Linked DNA regions of Homo sapiens: region 1 is linked to region 2. The links are chromatin loops, found by intact Hi-C in ENCODE. Cell type or tissue: Calu3. All regions are shown on one strand. Each heading gives the region's core, and the rest is flanking DNA. Links, peaks and the distances in the headings are about the cores only.

The links. A loop is a pair of places that touch in the nucleus more often than their neighbours do. Peaks named below come from ENCODE experiments on the same cell type or tissue, not always from the same donor. Only the 100,000 strongest peaks of a DNase experiment are listed, where the experiment ranks them.
Region 1: it touches region 2 in a loop (2.6-fold over the local background); 8 of 110 quality-filtered maps call a loop at or near these places.

What each region holds. Positions count from the first base shown.
Region 1 is chr3:108,469,888-108,475,273 of GRCh38, forward strand. MYH15 (myosin heavy chain 15) reads right to left here. Exons shown (of 41, transcript NM_014981.3): 13 at 811-960; 14 at 155-325. Among named protein-coding and RNA genes, the nearest start is that of MYH15, 38 kb to the right of the region's middle. In Calu3, for the core only: no CTCF peak of the experiment used is centred there; a DNase peak (open chromatin) is centred at 2,504.
Region 2 is chr3:108,409,340-108,414,725 of GRCh38, forward strand. MYH15 (myosin heavy chain 15) reads right to left here. Exons shown (of 41, transcript NM_014981.3): 30 at 4,893-5,089; 31 at 1,244-1,593. Among named protein-coding and RNA genes, the nearest start is that of MYH15, 99 kb to the right of the region's middle. In Calu3, for the core only: no CTCF peak of the experiment used is centred there; a DNase peak (open chromatin) is centred at 3,202.

The DNA.
Region 1 (5,386 bases), core at 54-5,053, 60 kb after region 2:
TGATGCACACAAACACCATTAAGATAAAATGTGCAGGGCTTTCCGCCCCCATTTCCCATCCTCTGATAGGGCCTAAGTCCTGACATGGATCAACATAGCAGGCAGGGACAATTCTCCCGAAATGAAAATGGACAAAGAGAAAAACATATATTACCTTCTCAATGAGATCTATGCAAGCTTGCAAATCCAGACCAAAGCCAATAGACACCCATTCAATGCTTTCTTTCTTATATTCCTCTTGCTCCAGAACAAACATGTGCCAATTGAAGAATTGTTGTAATTTTTCATTGGTAAAATTAATGCAAAGTTGCTCAAGGCTATTATACTTCAAGGATATGAATAGGTAAGAAGAAGAGATAAAAATAAAATTGAGGTCCACTTTCAAGAATGTCCAGTAAAGAAAAAACCATAACCATTATTATATGATCAGAAATAGACCCAACAAGTAACAAATGCTCAATTAACTTAATTAATTGTAATTTTGAATTGTAATATCATTAAGTACAATTTTCTAAAGATTATTACAATAATATAGCACTTAATGGTATTAAAATTTAAAATCATAATTAATTCCTTTACCTCCATTTACCTTTATGTAAGCCAGAATTAAGAAATCAATAAATACTTAATACCATTAAGTATAACAATAATTATTATTGATATTAATTATAGCTCTTTTCCAAACAAGGTAGCCCTTAAGGTTTGCATAGAATGATCCCCATGCTTTGACCATATTTTCCCATCTTCAAGTAACGTTTTCTAATCTTCTTATAAATATGCATTGACTTCCTTCTTACCAGATACACTTACCTCAAGGATTTCAAAACCAGTGATGTCAAGAATGCCAATGAAGAACTGCCTTGACAGCTTGGCATCCAGGGCCCTGTTGATCCGTGCCACTAGCCACTTAAACATCCTTTCATACATTGACTTGGACAGGGCACCGACAGCACAGGTTACCTAGAAATCACATTGAAAACACTCCTTCATCTGACTGAAGTGTTCATTTTAATCCCGGGCATTCTCTATCAGCAACTGCCTTCTAGTCAAATTAGGATGTCTTTATTGACCTTCTGTGCTTCCAACATTCTGCTGAATACAATGAGAAAAGGAAGAAAAGAAAGAGAGAGAGAGAGAAAAAGAAAGAAAGAAAGAAAAGGAGAAAGAGGAAGGAAGGGAGGGAGGGAGGAAGGAAGGAAGGAAAGAAGGGAGGGAGGGAGGGGGAAAATGAAGGGGAGAGGAAGGGAAGAAAAAGGAGGAAAGGAGATGGGTAGGAGAAAGGAGTAAGCTAGCCTGGTGCCTCTTTATGAAAACACAGATGAGAGGAATCATGTTCCTATTATTAAAGGACTAACTATCCCGGGGTATGGTGTGGTGATGTGTCCCAAAGCCTTGCTATTCAAAGTGTGATCCTAAGACCAGCAGCAGCACCACCTAAGAGTTTGTTAAAAATGCAAACTCTCAGGCCCAGTCCCAGACCTACTGAATCAGAATCTGTAAGCTAACAATCCCCAGCTGATTCCTATTGACAAAGACTCTCTCCTTGACCAAACTTTAATGAGGATCCTCTGACCCCTTGCCTCCACCTTACCTGTCCTGTCTTCAGCCTGTCTAGCCCAGCTGCAGGAAGAAGTCTGCTGAATCACTCACCCTTGATCTCTGATTAAATTCCTTATCCCTCACCTTTGATGTATATGTTCTTGGCCTGCCTTTAGCAAGAATCCTGTTAGGTCAATTTAAAAAAATCCTCCTACCCCCTGTTAGTAATTTTCCATCCACTGATCCCCTCCTTCTGGTCTTGGGCTGTAAATCCCCACTTATCCTTGTTTTACTTGCAGCTGAGCCCAGTATCTCTCCCCTGTTGCAATATATCTATTGCAGCAGTCCTGAATGAAGTCTTCCTTACCATCTTAATAAGATTCAGAATATTTGTAATACTATGCACAATAGTTTGAAAAGTAGTGGTATAGTACATTAGAAATTTATAATCCCTAACCCTTGTTCTGCCACTGCTGTAGCTGCTATAAATTGTGTAACCTTTGGCAAGTGATCTAACCTTTCTGGAAAGCAACATCTTCATCTGAAAAACACTCTTAAAGGATCTTCCTAGCCTTAGCTTCCAACTCTTTATTATATTAGTTCCCAGTTTTGCTCTCAACAACCTGGACAGAGAATAGCCATTTGTGAATCATTCTGACTCAGATTCTCCTGCTGTAAAACTGAGGCTGCCTTTTCCTTCCCTGGAGGGGTGTGGAAAAGGTTCTAAAGTAACCTACTGGGGAGAGCGCCAACCTTTGTGCCTGGATGATGCTCTACAAATGCAGATCCTACTTCCATAACTCCAATAGCGCTGCTGTAGTAGCAGGTTTCTGACATACTCCAAGGAAGGGAGAATTTTAGCTGGCCATTCTCCAAGCCTGGAAACAGAACGTGCTCCAATCACTTAACATTTAAAATAGACCTATCACATCCATCCTTCTGCCCAGGAGAGAGCACACAGCAGGAGCCAGTTGGTGTCTGGTGGTGATTTAGTTATGAGTCACCCACTCCCTGATCAGTTATCTTGAGTCATTTCCACAGTAATCCATAAGCCGGATGGCATCACAGTTTTTTATTATCAGCATCAAGAGCACACACGTACAAATAAAGCATCAAGAATGATTTTCATCCTCTGTAACACTGAAGAAATCACTCTGTCTACAGCAGTCACTCTGAAACTTTAAAAAGAACATGACTAACTTGCTCACCCCCTTTTAATTCCCTAAATACTTGAGAAGTGGGAGTGGGAGAGACACTGTTAGGTCAGGTGTGGCAAGTAGTGGAGAAACACAAGAAGAAAGCCTGGAAATGTAGGCAGTAGGATAAATGGATGGTAAAGGTCTGCTGAATGAATTCATGAAACAGATCAATATGTTGCTCACTAATTAATCATTTTCATCATTTTCTGTCCAATGGAGAGGAAATGAGGTGGCTAAATCTATATTTCCACTTTTCAAGGGTTAAATGCACCCATTTCTTAGCTCTTTTTAAAATAACCTCACAGAAGGCTTTGGTTACTGGGGGGCAATAGTGCATATAGAAAACAACAACAGAAAAAAAATAACAAAGTCAAATAGTTAATCTTTTTTGTTTGTTTTTGAGACAGAGTGTTGCTCTGTTGCCCAGGCTGGAGTACAATGGCACGATCTCAGCTCACTGCAACCTCCGCCTCCAAGGTTCAAACGATTCTCTTGCCTCAGCCTCCCAAGTGGCTGGGATTACAAGCACACACCACAATGCCCGGCTAATTTTTTGTATTTTTAGTAGAGACAAGGTTTCACCATGTTGGCCAGGCTGGTCTCAAACTCCTGACCTCAGGTGATCCACCCGCCTCGGCCTCCCAAAGTGCTGGAATTATGGGCGTGAGCCACCGTGCCCAGCCAAAATTTTTAACTATGTTGATCCCTCTCTTTCTCATCTGTAAAATAATAATAATGAAATATGTGTAGCTCAGGGTTGTTGTGAGATATCCAGTGAGACAGAGGATATAAACTGACAGCATATTTGACGCTTAGTATCCAATAAATGTTAATCCTCCCTTTTCCACCCCTTTTCTGCTTTTATCACTTTCTCATCCTCACCCCAGTATTTACTTACTAGTTGTGTCACCTTGAGTGGTTAATCTTTCTAAGGGTCACTATCTGTAGCTGTAAAATAGAAATAACAAGACCTACTTCATAGGCTTGTTATTCGATTAAATGAGATAATCCATACAAAGCACTTAGTACATCACCTATAGTTAGTACTCAGTGGACATTATTATTATTTTATTATTAATCATAAAGTAACTTATTTCTAGGTGACATAGTTAGAAATATCATGGAATCATAAAATACTAGACCTGAAGATCCTTAGTTCTTGATAGTCATATATAGCAGCTTTCACCTTGGGATGGTATCTCCTCAAAGGAGGAATGCATTTAGAAATGCAAGTGGCATTTTCTGGTTGTCACAGTGACTAAGAATGCTACTGGCATTCAGTTACCTGGGGGCCAGGAATCCCAAACATCTACAGTGTGCAGGACACTCTCATCCATAAAGAACTGTCCCATCTTAAATGCCAATTACCATTGAGAAATACAAAGTTGTTCAACCACTTCACTGTGGGGCTCAGAGAGATGAAGACAATTAACCAAGGTATCAGAGTTAGTTAGCATTATAGCTAGAACTAAATTTTGTATAGAATGTTAACGTTGCAAAAATTTTTCCCATCTTTTGCAATTGTCATCAACAGAGCATACATGTCTCTATTTTTAGCAATGGCAATTGTCTCTATAAAATCAGAAAAATTCCTAAGGGAAAAAAAAAAGCCTTAGAGCATGCTTTCTTACTATGTCTCCAGGAGAGAGAGAGAGAGCGAGAGGAGGAGGATTTTTTATTTTAATGTTGAATAATAATATATTAGCTTGTTTCACTGGTCCTATTATAGTAAAGGCTGGAGTCCTTACTATAATATTGTGTCTTTAATTCCTCAGAACACAATATTAGAGAGCTGAAGACTTGTTCTCAGCCCTCCTAGGGGCTCCTTATTTTTTTTTTTATTTTTTATTTTTGCTTTTTTTTGTTTTTATTATTATTTTAATTGATAAATAATTATATATATTTATGAGGTACAGAATGATATTTTGATACATGTATACAATGTGGTAATGATCAAATCAGGGTTATCAGCACATCTATACCTCAAACACTGATCATTTCTTTATATTAGAAACATTCCAAATCTGCTCTTCTTGCTATTTGGGCTCATTAGTTTTATACAGAGAAAAACCCTGTTCTATAAACATAGCATGTCATGCATGCATGTTGTGGTGAATGTCTAAGAAGGTATGAAACTGCTGAACAACTCTAACCCCCTGCCAAGAAATAGCTCAGTTATGTGTCCTGCTGATCGTGATTCAAGTTTAGCTCAATGTAGTCTATTTTAACATGCGTGGAGCACTTACGGCTTACAGGGCATTGTTTTAGATGCTTGGAGTACTAAGATGAATTAGACACAGTTCATGCTTCAAAGAGGTTAGAAGACAAAAATCTAAGCAGATTATTTCAATATAGTATAGTTAGTATTATAGTAGAGGTAGAATTATCCATTTATAGAGTAAGCTAAATTAATAAATTGATTTTGATCAGTCATTTAAATGTTTTAAATAACACAGACACATCAGTTACCTTAATATACCAAGGGAAACACATCTATTCTAGTCATCATATATAAGATGACTGTCTTATATTACAAATTTGTACATTTGTCTATCTCTTTTTCAGAGTTAGGGTGTATACTGAGTAAGACAATCAGTATCACCTGAGTACTAGCTATATATCCTTTGGAATGTTACTTAACATTCTCT
Region 2 (5,386 bases), core at 231-5,230:
AGCTCACTCAATATTCAAACCCCGCCCCAGTCCAAAGGTGGTGCCCAGATCAGCAGCACCGGCCTCACCTGGAAAACTGTCAGAAATACAAATCCTTCAGACCTACTGAGTCAGAAACTCTGGGGGTGGGCCCCAGCCATCTGTGCTTTAACAAGCCCTCCAGCTGGTTTGGACGTAGCTAAAGTTTTCTAACCACTGTTTTAGCACCCGTCACGTCTCCATCTAGTGCCTTGATCATAGACTATGTAGGTCAACAGAAAGTAAGCTTCATTTACGCCTCCAACAGTAATGAACTTGCTTCCAGGGCATCTCAGGGTTTTCATGCACATTGCTGTTGGTGCTGGGATAAGTTGGCAGCCTCTTTGAAGGGCTGTTTGGCAGTAAATCAAAATTTAAAAATTCATTTCATTACCCCAGCAATTTCTTTTCCAGGGATCCATTCTACTGAAATATTTTTACATGTGCATAAATACATGTATAGGGATATATAATGTAGGATTATTCATATTTGTGAATAATTGGATCTAAAATGAATAAAGTCTAGTTAAATGATAGCCATCTTTATTACAAAACACTATGTAGCTATTAAAAAGCTTATGGTAGGTCTCCATGTACAGGCATGCAAAGACCCACAAGGTACGTGGGAAGGTTGCACAGCTCAGTAGTTAAGTGCGTATATGCTGGAGCCGTGCTGGCTGGGCTCAAATCCCAGATCTGCGACTTATCAAATGTGAATTTGAACAAGTTACTCAACTTATGACCTATATAACCTTCATTTTACAGATGAGAAAACTAACACTAGACTATTCTGAAAATTTAACAATAAATAGTTAAACAGTGCCTGGTACGTAGTATGGGCTATAGAAATATTCATTAAATCGGGAAATATATTCATATATGAAAAAAAGGTGTAGAACAATATGCAATTTGGGTAAAAACTACACACTTGAGTATAGCACACATGGAAAATCTTGGTACGGTTGTGGATATCAAGAAATTTTCAGCACTGGCTTCCTTTACAGAGGGGAACTGAAGTTAAAGGTAGGAAACTAGTCTTACTTTTAGAATTAATTTAATACAAACAGCATCTAAAGTAAAAAAAAAATAAGTCAAACAGAAGTATAAAAATTGAAAAGTTAAAACATGTTGGGAATGTGAAAATGCTGAAGACAGCCTTGCCTGTAGCCAGGGCTCTTCCTGAGCTACCCGCTCTGGCTTTGGCTCTGAGCCCAGCTCGGTGTACCTTGGAGGTTCTTGTTCTCCCTCCTGAGTGTCTCCTGGCCCACGATGCTCTCCTCATAGGTGTTCTTGAGCTTGAGGAGCTCTGTACTGAGAGCCTGAACTTCCTTCTGAGAGGCATCCAGCAACGCCTGGGACTCCTCGTGCTTCTGCTTCCAGTCGGCAAGGGCCTTGCCAGACTGCAGCTGCTTCTGGTCCAGCCTGGCTGCTGCAGAGCGGACCTTCCCGAGGTCAGACAGGGCGTCCCCGAGCTCCAGCTGCAGCTGGTGCCTGGCTCTCTCCAAGGAGGCATTTCTGGCATTGGCCACCCCCATGGCTTCGGCTGCCTCCTGCAATCTAATTGCCAGTTCCTTCCTGAGAAAGGAGGACACCCAAAGAGTGAGTGAGGCAATAACTCTCAGAGAGCTCATCAAGTCTGCCCTGGATTAAAGATAGAGCTTGGGTGCAAAGTAAGATGGCGCCTCTGCAGTGGACTTAGTGGTATAAAGCAACAGCAGCTCCTATCTGAAAGTGACCTCACTGTCTATGACCACCATCCTCTGCCTCCTGTGTGCATGGGGTCTTTATTTTCCCCCTTTGCCAACCTGCACTTGGAACTCAGAATCTCTTTGAATTCCTACAAATATTTGCTTATCCTAAAGCTCTAATAAGCAATACTGACTTGATTATTTCCTAAGAAGGGGGAGAAAAGGAAGATTGTACTGAACACCCTACCAACAGTAAGCACCTTACAAATCTGTAGCCATATGTAGTCACTAAAGAGCTCCTTGGCTGTGTTGCTTCTAAAGAACACTCTCTTGCTTTTTCCTGCTTATTTTCTCTCATCATGTGGCTCCTCAACATGACACAATTCTTTCTTCTCTCCGAGTTTGTTCTCCACCTCAGCTCCTCTCTCCAGATTTATATTCCCAAACCCATCTCATTATGCTCACTTAACAGGTCCTACTGTTCTTATGGGGTTTTTTAGCCCCCATCTGCTGTTCCTTGGGCATCTCTGAGATGGAGTAATTTATTACAGTGCTTCTTTCTCCACCACCCCCGTAATATGCTACTATTAGGAATTCTAATGGATGAAATGTGTTCTGTTTCTTACATCTCCTGCAGGGTTGCTGGCAGTCCCATTCTTACTCATTCATTATACTTCTTAGATGAAAAGTACTGTATGTACCAAAGCTTTTTCTCATCTACTGCTATTAAACAGAAAAAAAGGTTCTCCGGAATTAATAGGACTGCATAACTAGCCCAACAGAGGAATGTGGTAATAAAGTCCCCTTTTGGTGGAATCCTGCAAAAACCCCTATGTGCTCAGGATCCAGGAAGCATCTAGGCTCTAACAACACTCTGCCCCCGGCTTCCTAGCCATACTCACTTCACTTTTCTGCTTCATGTTTCTTAAACGTTAAGAGGATATTCTGATGCTTTACCTGACTTAAGGCAGTAGGAGTCAAGTGAAATAATTACATATATTTTAACTACTTTAGAAATGCTTGTTGATAAAATAGGAGTTTCACTTTGGGTGACTGATCATACTGGACTGCCTGGGACTGAGGGGTTTCACCAGGTGATATGGTTTGGCTGTGTCCCCACCAAAATCTCATCTTGTAGTTCCCATAATCCCCACATGTCATGGGAGGGACTAGTGGGAGGTAATTTAATCATCGAGGCGGTAACCTTCATGTTGTTCTCATGACAGCGAGTAAGTTCTCATGAGATCTGATGGTTTTATAAGGGGCTTTCCCCTTTTTTATTCACTCACTTCTCTTCCTGCCACCATGTGAAGAAGGACCTATTTGCTTCCCCTTCCACCAGGATTGTAAGTTTCCTGAGGTCGCCCCAGCCATGGTGAACTGTGAGTCAATTAAATCTCTTTCCATTATAAATTACCCAGTCTTGGGTATGTCTTTATTAGCAGTGTGAGAACAGACTAATACACCAGGACATGAGACTTTCAAAGCTAAAACAGGAAACATCCAGGGCAAACTGGACAAACTGGTTACCCTTGTTTTACCAATAACTTTGTTCTACGTTTAATATCAACTACTATTTTGCTCCTTAACTTGCCAACCATAAGCACCTACTTAGTTATCTCGAATATGTAAAGGGATATTGGAAATTAAGAAACTAAATCCTTATCCTTGGGGAACTTAGAATTCAGAAGCAGTACAATGGGTCTTAGATAAGCTTGAGTCTGCTAAACTAACTCATCATTTGAACCCCAGCCTGGAAATCAAAGCAGGCAAATCTTTAACTTTAATAATAACAAAAGAAACCAGGACCCTAGATTGTTTTGTAGCTGCCTACCTCCCTGAGGTGATTTAGAGGAAAAGCATAATACAGACAAAGTTTTATTTATTCTATGTCCCACCAATTTGAAAGTAAAAAATTGTCTTCACAGAGTACCATGTTTGCCCTTTATTTTCTTTAGTTATTACATACTACAGAACTAGTTCCAACAAACCCATGTGGTCATAAAGTAATCTATATTCTTTTGCTCTTTCCTACCCAATCCCAAAAGAAACCATCAAACAGAATGATAGATAGGCAATTTCACCTGAATTCTTCAATCATTAGAAGGGGGAAAAATCTTACTTCAGAAGTAAATACCATATTTGGATATAAGAGGGCATCTCAGTTCAAAGCCAAAACTTTCTGTGGTCCAGAGTTTTGATAAAACATCTACTGCAGGTATTTTTAGTATCTGTCATTCTAAAGCCCTTTTTAAGTTACTGTGGGTACAGAGATGGATCACTTGGTACCCCTTCTGGGACAAAACACAGCAGCTGTTCAGCAATTGCACAGCAATGCCTCTCAAAGATTTAGGTGAAGAACTGAAAAACATTATTTCTGGTTGAAGCTAAAGAGAAATGTATTGATCTTCCCTGGATTTTTGCCAAGCTACCAAGCCAGGGACACATTCTTTTGAGTAAACCTTGAATGATTATAAGCTGGGGTTTGACAATTTCTCTTAAAGGTACAGTTTCCTGGCCTCTAAGCAAAATGCTTCAGTTCTATACCCTGGTACTGAGTCTCAATTCAGCTGTGCCCCAAACTTGTGTAACTCCTAAAAACTTTTAAAACCTTTACATAGAAATGGCTATAAAATTGATATTCTAATCTTAGGGGTGGCCTGGGGATGATTTCTTTTCAAAGCAACCTTTGTCCTAGAAGACATGACGACAGATCCTAACATTTTTTTCCAGCTTCCCTGTCCATCTTCACAGACTACTTTGTAGTCTACAAGTTGTAGACCAGGGACACAACGACTTTGATGGAGACACGTACACACATGGACTCAATTATTATGGCGTTACAAATGAAATACAGGGTTTTAAACGATAGCCTATTTTCACACCACGGCTCAAAGTCACATCTTTTATGAAAACTTCCCTTGTGCCCCTAGAAAGAGCCTCCTTTCTCTCCCCAGGACCTCTTTATAGTCTCTGTCACTTTGTATTATACTTTTTATATTTTTAGTCCCTCTACAGAGTGTGCTTCTTACCAGCAGTGCACGTTTCAGCTTTGGTTTTGGGCTTGTTCCTGCACTCGGCAAGGATTTGTTAAGTGCATACCATGAGGCCTTGGAGACAGAGTCATTATTCTCATACTGCTCCATGTGAGTAACTCCAGGTTAAGGATAGCCTTGCCCTACTCACTTGGCATCCTCCAAGTCTTCTGTTCTCTGGATGACATTGTTTTCATACTTCATTCTCCATTGCACCATTTCAGCATTGACTTTGGATAAGGTCCGGTGCAGCTCAGCCTTGACCTCTTGTTCTTCCTCATACTGCTCTCGTAGAAGGTCACAGTCACGCTGAGCCTTCTGCAGGGCATGGGCCAGGGCACTCTGGGACTGTAGGGGACACACATTAACAAAAAGGTCATGACCACCATGAGCAACACAAGTCTTGAAAGTAAGCTAATTTTTTTTTTAGGTAAGATTAATAACAACCTGCCACAAATTCAAGCCGAACCTGAACCTAGTAAGATAACACTAGGGAGAGAATTTGAGACAAGAGAAAGGATAGATAGTATCTAATTGCTGCCATTAAAACAGGGAAGGGAATTCTATTTAGAGAAATGCCAGCTTGGCTCTGTGGACTTAGACAGGCCTGGAATTCTAGAAATAGTGGAGAATGCAAGGATAGCA